Linked DNA regions of Homo sapiens: region 1 is linked to region 2. The links are chromatin loops, found by intact Hi-C in ENCODE. Cell type or tissue: MCF 10A. All regions are shown on one strand. Links, peaks and the distances in the headings refer to the core of each region. The heading gives the core; the rest is flanking DNA. Region 1 overlaps FYB1 (FYN binding protein 1). Region 2 overlaps DAB2 (DAB adaptor protein 2).

Region 1 (6,530 bases), core at 1-4,000, 230 kb before region 2:
GCCTCCCAAGTAGCTGAGACGACAGGCACGTGTTACCATGCCCAGCTAAACTTTTGTACATATGCCTGTGTGTGTGTGTGTGTGTGTGTGTGTGTGTGTGTCTGTGTGTGTGTATTTAAATTTAAAATACAATATAACTTTGGCCTCAACTACTTTATTTTCAAAGTTATTTAGGATTGCTGATTCTCACCTGTCTCGAATCTTTTATGCTATTAAGACATCCAGACTTGAATGATATGATTGCAAGTTACTTCTGGGAACAGCTTTAGGAGTAGGCAGAACAGACTGCAGATGATAAAGTCCACCTTGTCTTTTTTTTTTTTTTTTTTCTTTTTTTGAGACGGAGTCTTGCTCTGTCGCCCAGGCTCACTGCAAGCTCCGCCTCCCAGGTTCACGCCATTCTCCTGCCTCAGCCTCCCGAGTAGCTGGGACTGCAGGCGCCCGCCACCACGCCCGGCTAATTTTTTGTATTTTTAGTAGAGACGGGGTTTCACCGTGTTAGTCAGGATGGTCTCAATCTCCTGACCTTGTGATCTGCTCTCCTCGGCCTCCCAAGGTGCTGGGATTACAGGCGTGAGCCACCGCGCCCGGCAAGTCCACCCTGTCTTCTAAAATTCCTTCCTTGATCCCAATTAGAGATTCCACTCTACACCCTAGGGAGAATTGTAAACCTTAGGGAAGCCATTGCTCCCCGCTGCTCTAATGCCCGGCTCCTGCAATTCTTCCCTTTCTCCACCCTTATCATTATATGTATATTATATGTATTTTTTATATATATATATATATATATATATATATATATATATATATATATATATATATTTGTAGACGCAGGGTTTCATCATATTGCTCAAGCTGGTCTTGAATTCCTGGATTCATGTGATTGGCTCACCTCGGCCTCCCAAAGTGCTGGGATTATAGGCATGAGCCACCATGCCCAGCTGGCCTTTTACTTTATTGGCTATTCATGCATTTAGCTTTTAATTATCAGCAGGTTTTTTTTTTTTTTTTTTTTTTTTTTTTTTTTTTTTTAAAGAAGGAGGAAGAAATCTACATGACACATTAAACTTTGTTCTATACCTGCCTTACTGGGAGTAAAATCTTGCGGCCTTTTCTCTGGAACATGTCTTCCTATATTTAACCCACGAGGAATTTGAAAACTGACTTGTTTAAGCCAACACTTTCCAACTAGTGTGAGAGAAGACTATCTGGCAGCTGGCTACTGATACGGCAAGTCTCAAGTTTCAGAACATTTTAAGCATCTCTAATTAATGAAAAGGTTATAATGGTAAATTCTTACTTTTCCTCCAATTTTACAGACAAAAAATAAAACACACACATAAACAGAAACCAAAAAACCCTTTAAACTAACTATGAATGACTTCAGGGTAAGAACTGTTGAACCTTCCCTTTTCTAACCTTAGTCACTTCCCATTATTTACTATTTTTTATTACATCACTTTTCCTGTCTCATTACTATTAATAACCATGTAATTTGTTTGATATGCCAAAACACAACCATTGATTCTGTTTCAATATGAAAAATTATGATGTTAAAATTATAATTTAAAAAGGTACCAAGAAATGTATTACACTAAAAGGTGTTGATTTGAACATTAAAAATGATAAACATGCTCTTTTGACCCATTTCATTTTCTCTTCAAATGCCTGAGTAAAAATAGCAGAAAATGTAACAAACTGATTTCTGACCACTAGGTGGGGAAACAATACAATTTAAAATACAATATAACTTTGGCCTCAACTACTTTATTTTCAGTTATTTAGGATTTCTGATTCTCACCTGTCTGGAATCTTTTACACTCTTAAAACATCCTGACCTGAATGATATGATTGCAAGTTACTTCTGGGAACAGCTTTAGGAGTAGGCAGAACAGGCTGCAGATGATAAAGTCCACCCTGTCTTCTAAAATTCCTTCCTTGATCCCAATTAGAGATTCCACTCCACATGCTAGGGAGAACTGTAAACCTTAGGGAAGCCATTGCTCCCTGCTGCTCTAATGCTTGGCTCCTGCAATTCTCCCCTCTCTCCACCCTTACCATTTTTCCCTCTTGACTGGATCTTTCCATCAGCCTACAAAAGTGCTGTTATTTCCATCTTTAAAAAGGCTCTTGATCTCATTTCTCCCATCAGTTACTGTCCCATTTCTTTGGTTGCCCTTTCTTTGTAAAGGAGTTGTTTATATTTGCTCTGTCCAATTCCTCTCCTTTCATACTCTTTTAAAGCCATTTCAATCAGCCTTGTATCGCCACCACTCCTGACAACTTCCCCTGCACTGACCTCCACAGTCCTCACTTTTTGGCCTCCACCAGCACCTGACACAGTTTCTCACTGACTCCTCCTTGGATGCTTCCTTTCCTGGGCTTCCAAGACCCCGGCGTTATTGATTGTTCCTGTTATTCTCCTTTGCCCCTTCTCCTCCTCCCAGGCCTCAGAGAGTTACAGTGCCCCAGAGCTCAGTTCCTTTCTTCTCTGTTTACACTCCCTTCCTTGGTCATCTTAACCAGCCTTATGACTTTCAGTGTGAAATGTGTTCCTATTTCTCTCCTATTTTAAACCCAGAACTTCTTACCCAATTGGATGCTTAAAAGGTACCTCAAACTTAACATAGCCATGACCTCCAGATCTTCCTCACCTTTGTTAAACAAAACTTGTTCACCTTTGTTAAACAAAATCTAGGAGGCCATTTTTTTTCGACTAAATTCCCGCACTGGGCCCCAGAAGACCAGATTAAAAATCAAAATGGAGTCACCCACGCTCACCAAACTGAAACTGAGTTGTTATCTGGCCTTTTGGGAAATCAGGAGAGAGAGAGAATGGCCTAGCTGCCTGAAGAGGCCAGTTTTCGCTTTCTGTCATAATAATGAAGCTCTGTTTTAATCTTTACAGGAAAGACTGACCTGAAGTACCTGATGTTAACCAACCCATTATCTTTCTATTGTTCTATCTCCCTGTACCTGCCTTACAAGGAAAGTAACTTTGAAATGACCAATCCACTTTTTGGTTTTTGTTTCTGCTTTCTTTAGTTCTTTTTGTTTATAAAGCCAACCTCCTCTGCTTCAATCTTTGGAACACTTACTTTACTTTATGGAACAAAGTGTTGCCCAATTTTAGACGTGCAAATAGAAACTCTTGAGATCTTTAGATCTGTTGTGATTTTAACATCTTCATCCTTTGACATCTTCAGCCTCCTCATGGTGGTGCTTGGGCTGATGGAAGCATGATACTTACAGTTGCTTGGGCCAAAAACACTGGAACCACCCATTCTAGATTCCCATTTTCCTTCATACACTAAATCCAAATTCTTTTGTCTCTCTCTTCAAAATACACCCAACATATGGACACTTCTCACCACCTCCACTGTTCCCATCATGGTCAGTGCTACTGCATACCTTGCCTGCATTTCTGTGATATCTAACAGATTTCCCTGCTTTGACAATTGTCTACCTACTGTCTCTTCTCAGCATAGCCATTAAGGTGATTTTTATAAAGCACAAGTCAGAAAATGTCACTGCTCTGATGTAGCTCTTTGAGTGGTTCCCATTTCACTCAAGATAAGCGCTGCAATCTCTATCATGGCTTACAAGGCCCTACATAAGCTGACTCTTTCCCTACCATTCCTTCCCTTGCTCTCTCTACCTGCGCTCTGTGCCTAGAACAGTCTTCCTTCATGTCTAACTCCCTTACTTCCTTTGAATCTTTGCTCAAGTATCATTTTCTATTAGGTTGGTGCAAAAGTATAAATATATACTTCTCTCAAGCAGCAACATGCTGTCCCCAATGCCACCCTCACACTCCACCTCCACCACTTACCTCTGCTCCGTTTTCCCTTTAGGAAATATGTTAGGAAGTATCAAGTGCTAATACCATATTCTTTACCTGTTTATTATTTATTTATTTTTGAGATAGGGTCTTGCTCTGTCACCCAGGCTGGAGTGCAGTGGCACAATTATGGCTCACTGCAGCCTCGACTTCCTGGGCTGAAGCAATTCTCCTGCCTCAGCCTCCTGAGTATCTGGGTCTACAGGCATGCACCATCATGCCCAGCTAATTTTCAAATGCTTAGTAGAGACAGGGTCTCGCTATATTGCCCAGGCTGGTCTCAAACTCCTGAGCTCAAGCGATCCTCCCACCTCTGTCTTTCGAAGTGTTGGGATTACAGGTGTGAGCCACCATGCCCAGCCCTGTTTATTATTTTCATTTCTTTAGTTTCTTGGTCCCTGCTTTGCAGGGGTCTTTGTTTGTTTACTAATATTTCCTGAACTCCTATTACAAAAGCACAATGTAGTGGCTCAAAAAATACTTGTTGCATGACTGTAAAGGAAATCTATTAGATCTTGACTTGAGAGTGGTCTTTGATTAGAAAAGGGAGGAACGTTTGCAGGTTGGCAGAGGGAATGTTTGGGAAATACTCATGTATGTGTTTTGAGGACTGGTGCTGTGAGAAGCACAGAAACACCTATATCTTTCACAATTCTTCTTACAGACTACCCCATACATTGCCCCTTCATGTGAAATATAAACTTTTGAGCCCAAACATCAAGGCCCATTTTGGTTTCATTTCCTCTATGTATTTCTAGCTTCCCCTTCTTGGGGAAAATTTTCTAACCCAGAGATTTCTTCGTTGTGGAATTTACTTGAGCTTTCTGATGGGAGCTTGAAAGTCTTTCACTATACATATTTTCCCTTTTGAAAAAGTAGCTGGATATCATGGAGGATTAGAGGCTTTAAACTGACATCCATAAATTCAAATGCCTTGAAGGGTGTGCAGCCCATTAATATAAATGCACAACGCAGGTCATATGTAAGATAATAGCCAGGAAGCTGCTCTAGCACCTTCTACTTACTATCCTTAAACCCCCAAGAAAGCATATTAAAGTTAAAAAATGGTGGTGTTTTTCCATGACGAATATGTTTTCTATCCTTTCCCTAAATTGTAGTCATCAAGCATGTCAGGGAATCTGTCAATCCAATATTGTTATTAACAGTTTCCATTACATGGATTATGGATATTAAGTATTTTGTTGTAAGGAACATCAATCTGGTAGGGGAATTTAAGTGAAGGAAAATCAAATTGTACTAAATATGTTGAGATATTACTTATTTGTGATAAAGGAGAATCATGTTAAGCAATTTTCTACAAGAAGAAAGGGAATATCTAGTCCATTTTGTCTTAAGGATTTATGCTTGCCATTGTCTGAATATTCTTAAAATGACATTCCATTTTATTCCAACCTGCCACTCGCTTTTTCCTTTACCAACTTTTCTATTAAATCCTGGATAAAGAGCCCATGCATAGCAACCCCTACAGTGCTGACATTTCTGAAAAATATCATCTAAGAAAATTCAAGCAAGAGCAGGCTTGAATAAAAGTTTCCTAGATGTTAACGCCCAGCCAAAAATTCTGATGGATGAGAGAAAATCTGTATTATTGTTTAATTAAAGGAGGCTATTTAGCATAGTAGTTTAAAGCACACTTACTTTGGATTCAGACTACATTGGTTGAAATTTTTATTCTACACTATTTTGTGGTCTTGGAGAAGTTACTTGGCTTCTTTGCAGAGCTAAAGTTCCATTTCCTCATCTGTGAAATAATGATGATACTATCTAATCAATAAGGTTATAGAGATGATATATGTAAAAGTCCTAGCACCTCATAAGCAGTCAGTAAAAATATGGTGATGGAGTGGTGGTGATCGTGATAGTGGAGGAGTTGGAGATGTTGATAGTGGAGGAGTTGGTGGTTCTCAAGAAAGCTTCAGAACTTTTTAAAAAACAGTGGAAATTTGCTTCTATAAAGGCTTAAGGGGAAACCCAACATAAAACAGATAAATAAGAATGGCTCAGAACTGAGCAATTCTAGGGGTATTTGCACTGCCAGCTTGGCCAGCTCGGCCAGCTCAGCCAGCTCTTCTCCCTGCCAGCTGCCCACTTTTGTAGACCCAGAAGTTTCCCATGGAACTCTCAGCATTTGACCAAGCACAGTTTGAAAATCTACGGCAAGAGACTAGGAAAGAAATCGCAAGATAATCTTTTGCTTACTTTAGGTCAAACGGAGGTTTAATGTTTCTGGGAGGTAGGCTTGGGACTGGTGGTTGTGATGGGTGAGATGCTGGCAATGGTGGTTGGCTGGCCGGATGGGATGGTGGAGGTGGTGGCAGGGAAGTTGTTGAGTAAGACGTCTGGCCTTTGCTAGTACCTAAGAAGCAAAGCAAACAATACCATGAATTAAGACAAATCTTCAAAAAGAAGATTGTTAATTGCAAACATAGTTGGCTACAGATAAAATAATTTGGCAAAAATTAACAACTGGCTATATGGAATTTTCAATAAAGAGTATGTTTATTTTATTATTATTACTACGTTGTGTGCTGTATATCTTTTGTGAGACAGGGTCTAGCTCTGCTACCCAGGCTGGGGTGCAGTGGCTCCATCATGGTTCACTGTAAGCTCAGACTCCTGGGCTTTCGAGATCTTCCTGCCTCAGCCTCCTGAGTAGCTGGGACTACAC
Region 2 (9,236 bases), core at 3,177-7,176:
GCCTTCTCTAGCTCATCTGTGGCTTACTTTCAATTCCCCTGGAACCTGCTTTTGTATGGAGTGTATTTCTATTCCACCTCACTATTGTTAGAAAGAGACCAAATGTTTCAGTCAAGGAGAAAGGTAAGGCAGTAATAAGGAACATTCCAAAATATTATACACCAATAGATAATCCTACCCCAAAATGTCTTATTCCTTAGAAAAGTTAGGTTTAATACCAAGACTTCTATATCCATGCAAAGCCCACCTTGGGATTCTCTTTCTTGTAGTTGCAGGTCTTTTTGCAGTGAATGAGAACCTTGAACTTTTATACTAGGTGAGACAGTTTAAGAGCGCCCTAATGCTAAAAACATCTGTTCATCAGCCCACTCACCTCATGCAACAGCTCTCCAGAGGGGCCTGTGCCAGCCTAGAGCAGTCCACACAGTCGTGTCTTGGTGAGGTCAAATATGACTGAGTAAAAAACAAGAGGCAGCCAAGGGTAAAAGGCATGAACCAATAGTGCACTAATGAGTGATTTTATAGTGGATGTCAGCTGAGGTTGTTCTGGTACAGGTCTTATCTACTAGTCTTCCTTACACTCCCGGAAAGGGAGTGTGTGTGGGTTTGAGACAGAAGAAGGTGTGAAATAGATCAGACGGTAATTTACTCACGGTCCTATTTCATGGATTTCCACTTTCTCTTCACTGTTGTGACAATCCAGAATCTATTATAGCTAACATTTTCTCCACTTCAGACTGGTATGTTTTATAGCTTGCCTCTAATGTCAACTCAAAGCAGGTAGAATAAACCGATGGTACCACATGATATTCTGCCACTCCAGTTTATTGAAATGAGTAAATTTATAGCTTTATTTGCATACAGAAAAGTGCATGAGAAAATAAGTATGTACAAAACAGTTGTGTGGCTGATCATGACTTTCAAAAATTCAACTACCTAGAAATAGTTACCTCCAGTTTAGCACATTTAGGTATTTGGACATTTAAAGTACTATTTCAAGTCTGTGTTTATAGTGACTGAGTAGGAAGCTGATAGAAAATTATGCCATATATGATCAACTATTACCATTAAACATAAAACCACAGGACTTTCTACTTGGGGCTAATCAATAGAGGGTCATGTGGCCCCTGTCTTGTTTAGCTTCTGAGCATCACCCTCTTCTTCCCCCTCAAGGTAACATTGGATGTGGCTGATTAACTCCCACAAGAACCTGAGCATTAAGGGTCAAGAGACAACATTAAAAACCCAACATAAACAAAACAAAACAAAACTTATTTTGACAATAATAAACCCTTCAGAACTGTGCTCACAACAGGACTGAAAATGAACTGGGAACGTTTCCAAGTTGTGAGGAGAAAAATATTGCAGACATTAGATTTTCAATGGTAACCCCAAACATTTGTTCTACAGCTTTTTCTCCCCTCTTATCTTCCTACTAACGACATTGAGATTGTGGCTGCAAGAAAAGTTTTCCAGTTACTTGATAAAGGCCTAGCATGACCCCAAATAAGCACCTAATGTGTTTGGCACAATCACATTTAGCTTTGTGATATGTTGCTCTTCAAAATAGAGTCCTTTGTTGCTGAGTTGAGTTCAATTTCTCTTGAACATTAACTGCTCTTCTGGAACTTCAGCTCAAGAGAGTGGCCTCCTCTTCCACAGGAAGGATATAGGTTGTGCCCATTTGCAATTCTAGTTCTTGGGACTAGCAATTACTGAGAATGAAGAGAGGCTCCAGATCTGTCTGTGAATCATTAGATTTTTTTTTTTTTTTGCCCTGTGAGAGTCTGTTGCTTGTGAAAGGGTGGTAATACTACTTGAACCCAGGAGCAAAACTGACTGAAAAAAGAATCAGAAAAAAAAGGGGAGGAGAGATGAATAATGTTCTTCCCTCATTTGCAATAGCTAGCAAGAAATGGGAGAAAAGGACAATCTTGGCCTTGGGAGAAATTGATCTTCAGAAAGAAGAGAAGCTATCTCTTTAAAAAGGTCCTTAAGTGGTTAGATTCCAAAGTGTCTAAGGAGAAGTTGTAGTTGCTTCAATTTTACTTTAGAAATTCTCTGTAACTGATGGTCTGAAGCAAGATTTCTTTTAAGAAGGTGCCTTGTTCTACTATAACCTTTAGGTTTTATGCTCTGAAACAGAACCCCCAAACAACTCTGAACAATAAGGATTTGAAAATTTATTCAAAACAGTATGATATGAAGGGATGTGGTGGCTGCATCTCCCAACCAGAGGGTAGAAGGCAGGTGTTCTAGAAGGTTCCAGGGACACAAGAGGCAGGGTTCAGTAGGGAAACTACTGTACTTCATTTACACTTAAGCTAGAGAGTTTAGGATCTTAATTTATTTAAAGCCATAGATTCAGTTTAGCTTTAACCTAGACAGAAAGTGAAAAGCATTTTACAAGTAGAAGAGGCAATGAGAAATAAGGCAACAGATAATACGTCAAAGCTGGAACAAGGGCAGAAATCAGAACGTGTCTGGCTATCAGCTTTGTTTTTGACTACTAAGGCCAACCTTTTTATTCCTCTGGATGGTCTGCAGACCAAGTTCCTAGAGAGGTATGGAGAAGAAAGAAACTTGTGGTTAGAATTTTTGAACTGAATATCAATGTATTAAATATCAAGTCATTATTAAAGATGTCAGTAATAGTATCTCCTAGGGCTGATGTGAGGATTGATGAAGATGATAAATGTAGAGCATCTAATAAAATGCTTAGCGCAAGTGCTCAACAATGTTAGTTATTTTATCCCATGAGAGTTCCCCTTACCCAATCTATTGATGTAGCAGGTTGACCTAAACTATCCTTCCTTCATGACCTAAAGAAGGAAGGACCTCCAAAGAGAAGTCTAGTTCATTCAATTTAGTCCATACAATCCATCTTGACTCTGAGTGTAGTTTACTCCTTCTATTGGTTTGGGTATATCTCCCCTTGAATGGAAGGTGAGAATGATCTCTGGTAAGACTTCTAGCTCTTAAATATCTACTTACTGCTTTATTACCTTTAGAATCACCTGCACTCTTGTTAAAAGGAAGCATTTCCTTGGCACCAAAGAGAAATTCCTTAGGGCTGCAGTAGGACCCAGGAATTTGCATTTTTAATGATTTACCCAGTTCTCTGAAGCAGTTTATGGAAAGGTACTACAGGAAACACAGTCATTGTAGAACTGGAGTTGAGGGAAAATGATCCAGATGCCTATAAGCTCAATCTTATTGTTTTCGCCACGTTTAAGATATCTATCTATTAAAAATAATTACATTCTAGATGAGCCAAATCACAGTTTAGTAGTCCTGTTTGGATGAGACAAGATTGGAAAAAAAATGGGCTTGGTTTTTGTTGTTGTTGTTGTTGTTTTTCATTATTTCTATTGTTCTACCCCTACCAGCTGGCCTACCTGCTCTAAAATGGGGAGAGCGTTCCTTTCCCTACTAAATTCAGTCTTTTGAGATCAGAATAAAGTTGCTGTCACCTTCTGTAGAGAAAGAGTTACACTGAGCCCTCCCAGGATTTCAGCTGAGGGTGATTCTACCTAATCACTTATCTAAGATAAAGTTCATGAGACAGAAGAATCAACCTTCAGACTCATTTTGAGCTCCTACTGCCTATGAAGGAGATCTTTAATAGTTGTTAAAACTTTCAGATTTAATACCATCAGACTCTTTCAGACTAACTTTGAGATTGCTCACAGTTAAATGGTAGAGAAGTAATGATCATAATCTGTTTTGCTGACTTGGTGGCTTCAGAAAGTCAATGGAATCTGAACCCTTTATAGGAAACCAAATTATTACTAGGTTGTTTTGCAACCACTTCAATATGAAAGTAAAAAGGTTAGAAACCTGTGATGTGTTGTTTTGAGTTTTACTTCCCACACAGAACTGAAAAACCAAGAACATGGAATAAGATAAAAATCCACATCCCCAAGGGTATATTACTATTTTTTGATGTGTTTAGGAATTCTATTCTTAAGTGCCCAGCCTAGTCATTATTGAATGATCTCAGTAGAGATTTTCCTGTCGATTACTCCTAAATTATAGATATTTACCCTCTTCCCAATTCTAAAATTAAAATTTCACTCTTTATTCCATGTCACCCTTTCTCACAAAAACCCCTGAGACAGGCTTATTAGGATCTTCTACTTACAGAATTTAGGCAAAAGGATTTCCAAATGGATCCCTATACATCTCAGAAGATACAGGTTGAGAAGAAGCCACCTAAGAAGATAAAATCATCTAGTCAATAAATACAGTTACAGTCATAAGAAAAAAATCGCAATGAAGACTTCCAAAATTCTTTTAAAAATCGCTTAGGTCATAGGCCAATCAGCCAATCAAACATTATATGGGGCTTACAGTGTTTTGTTTTCATCTGCTTGCAGATGGCAGTGTATATTATTTATGTGAAAATCAAGGTTCAGATGCATTTCATTTGCCTCCCCGAAATGGGAAGTATTATTTTCACAGGCTATAGAAATATTGTTGGAAAATTAAGAACTTAAATTTTTGAAAGGTTTTCAAGACAGTATTTTGGCTCAATTTTCTCCCGAAATGCTTTCATGGGTCAGGTTAAGTGAGATATGAAGGATGTTTTCTATGTGATATTATTTCTCAAATTCAGAAGATAATAGTTCTTGTGCAAATAATCTTTCTCCAGTTTAAATGAATGTTTATACTGTGAAGGTTCTTGGTGACAAATCTTAGCTAAACATGTTTTACCATCAAAAAGCTATTATAGCCAGGTGCGGTGGCTCATGACTGTAATCCCAGCACTGAGGGAGGCCAAGGCAGATGGATCACTTAAGGTCAGGAGTTTGAGACCAGTCTGGCCAACATGGCGAGACCCCATCTCTACAAAAAAATACAAAAATTAGCCAGGTGTGGTGGCACGTGCCTATAGTCCCACCTACTCAGGAGGCTGAGGCAGGAGAATCCTTTGAACTCAGGAAGTGGAGGTTGCAGTGAGCTGAGATTGCACCACTGCACTCCAGCCTGGCCGACAGAGCAAGACTCTGTCTTAAAAAAATAAATAAATAAATAAAAGCTATTATAAAAGCAAGGTTAATTCAGGAGGCTGGAGCTCTATGTGGCATGTACTTTGGAGAAGAGCTTCTAGTAGTTCATACTTACAGAGGCTTGTGATGAACCAAAAGAATCTTTAAAGAAAGGGTTCTCAAATGCATTGTCAGTAGATTTGGTAACTGGCAGGGAAACTTGTCTGGGAGCTGGCTTTGGTGGTTCTAGAAGGTAAAAAATCCAGGCAATCAGTAGACAAGCTTTCCCCAAATATAGGCCAGTCCCCGAGTCAGCTTATTTTTGAAGTTTAGTTCTATACTTTTGAAATTTACATCAGTGGAACAAAAATCAACACCAAATACTAGGTACCCCAATAATTATTATCCTTCTCGGAAGAGAAAGCCATGCATATTTATCTGAAGTGGAAGAGATTCAGAATCCCCTCATTTTAAGCTGATGGGACATGGATGACGCCTTATTACACAGCCCTCCAAGAGTCACCAGTCATCACATTTCAATAGCTCATGGCAGCCCTTTTAAGATTTATCACTAGAGGGCAGCATTGGGTCAGTCCTCAGAAATGACTAAGGTAAATAGTTATCACCAAAAGGTAAATGGTTAAGTTGTCTCCGTAACCCTTGATTACCAACAGAAGCAAGAGCAAAGCTGTTGGCGGGTGGGAGAGGGTTCATTTGGGGAACTCATTTAGGTCCATGTGGCAGTGGAGATAGTTGTTGGAACAGTAGGCAGAGTGGTGAGTGGCTTACCATTGATCTTGTTCAATAGTTGATTAGCATCAAAGTCATCATGGTCTGCATTCTCCTGAGGAATGCCAACCTTGCTGTTGAAATAACTGGCAAAGGCACTCAAAGTCCCAGAAGAAGTCTGCTCTCCCTTCCGCGCGGGCACAGCAGGTGGCTGCCGCAGTTGGAAATCCTTAAACATTTCTTTCACATCCTTGATCTCTTTATCCCCAAGTGGGTCTAAGGCAGTGAAGGCATCACTGGAGATGTCCTTGGGAGGGCCAGCTCTGGGAGGTGGCTGAGGAGGAGTGACCAGGAGAGAGGAGTGCATGGATGGGGGCTGAGTGGACACAGCAGGAGCTGGAAAAATATTGCTCTGAAAAGGATTCCCCAAAGGGCTTGTTGTTGACCAAGCATTGGGTGCCACAGATGCAGAAGGGCCCCAGACAACAGGCACTGGAGGGGGAGTTGAGGCTGCAAAGGGTGAAGGCTGGTTCCAACCTGAAACAGCTGGACTTGTACCAAAAATGACGGGCTGACTAAAACCTGAAGGTTGACCACCCATCATGGCTCCCGGAGCCATTGAAGGGGACTGATTGAAGACCAAAGATGCTGTGTTCCATGGTCCTGCCTGAGGGAGTGTGACAGTTACACCACCTGAAGTAAGAGGAAGAAAAATACTTATCAGGAGTCAAGCTTGAAGAAGATTCTTGAATTTCAGAGAGCACAACTCTCTGGAAAGCCTCTCCACAGCTAACACCTCCATTGAGCCCTGAGGCTGATATGGGAAGAATATGACAGATTAATCACTGTAAAAGTTAGCCAGCTAACACTGTATAGTGAGCATTCAAATGCTGGTTGCATTTTGAGGCCCATGTTCTTCCTACCATGTCTTTTTAACTTTCCTGATTAGAAGGGTAGTACGGTCCATAAGTATCTACTCATCAAAAAAATAAGCCCTTATCATACAGACACTAGTTGTCTGATACATCTCAAACAACTAGAACAGAGCCTGTTAATAGCAGGAACTTATTTAAGTGAATATATTTTTATGCATGAACCATGCTGATTATGATGTAGTTAATTAAGATAATCCATTGGACTCTCTGAGTCACAGATTTGATCTTTTCATTTGGCAACTGGCTCACGTCTGGAGTCTTATGGAAACCAGCAATCACACATGTGCACAAGACCTCAACATGCTTGCATCCTGAAGAAACCATTTCAAAGTTTCTTCACTTTTTATTGCTGCCAAGACTGATACAGCTATATACATAAAGGGAAGATAAAGTTTGGCCAATGCCAAGATAGTTTTAGACGTTTATATATAAAAATGGAAGAAAGGATGTTATCCTAGGAAGACTGTTTCAAATAAAAGTGCTTCCTGCCATGTGCCATTTGCTAAACCTTGCCAGAAGTTAGAACAGAGAATTTAAAAGAGGAGAGAGGACAATGGGAAACAAAAATCTTTCAAGGTAACTAATGGCCTGTGTTGGGGCATCTGATCTTTGTGGTGAATGGCTCCATCTCCTACGACCTTGCTATGTCATCAGGAATTCGTTAAATCGCCAGAATCCAGGCCTCTCCAATGATGGCCTCTGATTCTTGAGAGGCTCGCTCCCTGCATCTTGTTCTAATATACAGGGCACTGTCTTTCCTGCCTCTTTCCAAGTGCATTAATGATTCAGTTAAACTCACCGCTAAGAAGGAAACCTAAATTCAGCCTCATATCTATTAGTGGGTGATGCTTCGCTCTTGAAATCTACTTGCTTTGAGCTTTGGTGCATGGCATTCTTTAGTTATGAAAGTTTTCTTCAGACCTGGGTTAGGGACGTTTATGTTTCCAAGAGGGAATACTTTGAAAATGGTATTTAGGAGTGATGGAGCACAAGATTATATCTTCGAGCTTCTTAGTCTGAGACATTGGTATTACCTGACTCCATTCTCATCATGCATGCTGGCCATCTGGCCATGGGCACACATGGTGTACTCACAGAGAGTGGTGGGTTTCAGAACAGGCCATTTCACTTAATCAGCATGCTTTTTGGAGGTGAGGAAACTGGGTGCAAGAATATTCATTAAAATTGGGAAGGTCATAGTCTGGGATGGTAGAAACTGAAAATCAGGCACACTGGCTCTAAATCCGGCACCCCATTCTCCTGTTCTGCTTCCTTGGCAGCAAGGCATGGGGCAATTTTAATTTTCAAATGCTATGTTAATTCAAATACTTATTTCACGGATACAGAAATTAGACTTCATTTTCACTGAAGAATATACTCCTTTCATAACAAATCAAGAGAAAAGTTATATTCTACAATACAGGCTCTAAAAATGGGTTTAGTTTGAACAAAGTTGTTGCTTGTATTTTAAAACACATTCAATTAAATTGTATTAACAGAAGCCAGATCACTTGCTAATAATTTCCACCAGTTAGCTGTGCAAAAAGGAGGGTAGAATTTTATCATCTTTCATGTTGGACAACTTGTCTTCATTTAGGAAAATATCATATTAGTGAGAATGGTATTTGTAAAAGAGAAAAATATTAGGGCTGGGCGCAGTGGCTTACACCTGTAATCCCAGCACTTTGGGAAGCCAAAGTGGGAGGACCACTTGAGGCCAGGAGTTCAGAACCAACCTGGCCAACGTGGCGAAACCCTGTCTCTACTAACATACAAAAATTAGCTGGGTGTGGTGGCGCATGCCTGTAATCCCAGCTACTAGAGAGGCTGAGGCACTTAAACTTGGGAGGCAGAGGTTGCAGTGAGCTGAGACAGCACCACTGCACTCCAGCCTGGGTGACAGAGTGAGACTCTGTCTCAAAAAAAAAAAAAAAAAAAAAGGAGAGAAAAATATTACATTTGCCAGGAATTCAAGGCTTTCCCAGTATATACTTATACCAGTCTTCATTCCTACCCACCAAATCCCCACATTGTGTTTTAACACATTGAACACATTGAACACATTGACAAAGTAGGGGCAAGGAATAAGGAAAAAGGGGACATGGGTATAGAACATTAATTTTATTACCTTCTGAGGCTAGATTAAAATACAAGCAAGTTGAATCTGAGGGCTCAGCTTTCTACAATACCCTCTCCCCACCCCCCCAGTTCTCCAGGGGAGACAGTCCCCCAGCTGGGTCTAGCGGAAGCCAGACCTACAACCTTCCATGGTTTGGCTGAGGATCCCTGCTAGTGGACAGGGACTATACTGTAGAGCTCAGTTTGAGTCCCATGTCCAAACTTGGAACAATCATCAGTATTCTGCAGTTGTATACCCCAAGCCCTCAACAGGGGCACCTAGCCAAAAAGCTTCACTTCGTCTGAATAAATAAACAGTTATAGGGTCCAGCTGTATTTTCAGGCTGACTTGTTAAATATTGGCTGCAAAAATTCTTAAGGGCATTGATATCAGATAAAAAGCTCTGTGATGTGATCTCGCTGCAGACATTGCATTGCAAGCACTCTGGTCTTCTGTGAGGGA

What was found. Peaks named below come from ENCODE experiments on the same cell type or tissue, not always from the same donor. Only the 100,000 strongest peaks of a DNase experiment are listed, where the experiment ranks them.
Region 1: a loop joins it to region 2, with 15 times the contacts of the local background. A loop is called at or near these places in 8 of 110 quality-filtered maps.

Annotation. Positions count from the first base shown.
Region 1 is chr5:39,147,387-39,153,916 of GRCh38, forward strand. It overlaps FYB1 (FYN binding protein 1), which reads right to left. Exons shown (of 19, transcript NM_001465.6): 3 at 6,062-6,218. Among named protein-coding and RNA genes, the nearest start is that of FYB1, 69 kb to the right of the region's middle. In MCF 10A, for the core only: a CTCF peak has its summit at 1,707 (motif pointing right); no DNase peak of the experiment used is centred there.
Region 2 is chr5:39,370,870-39,380,105 of GRCh38, forward strand. DAB2 (DAB adaptor protein 2) reads right to left here. Exons shown (of 15, transcript NM_001343.4): 12 at 5,781-6,413; 13 at 5,128-5,237; 14 at 4,145-4,215; 15 at 808-2,556. The coding sequence ends at 4,150. Among named protein-coding and RNA genes, the nearest start is that of C9, 11 kb to the left of the region's middle. In MCF 10A, for the core only: a CTCF peak has its summit at 5,567 (motif pointing right); a DNase peak (open chromatin) is centred at 5,562.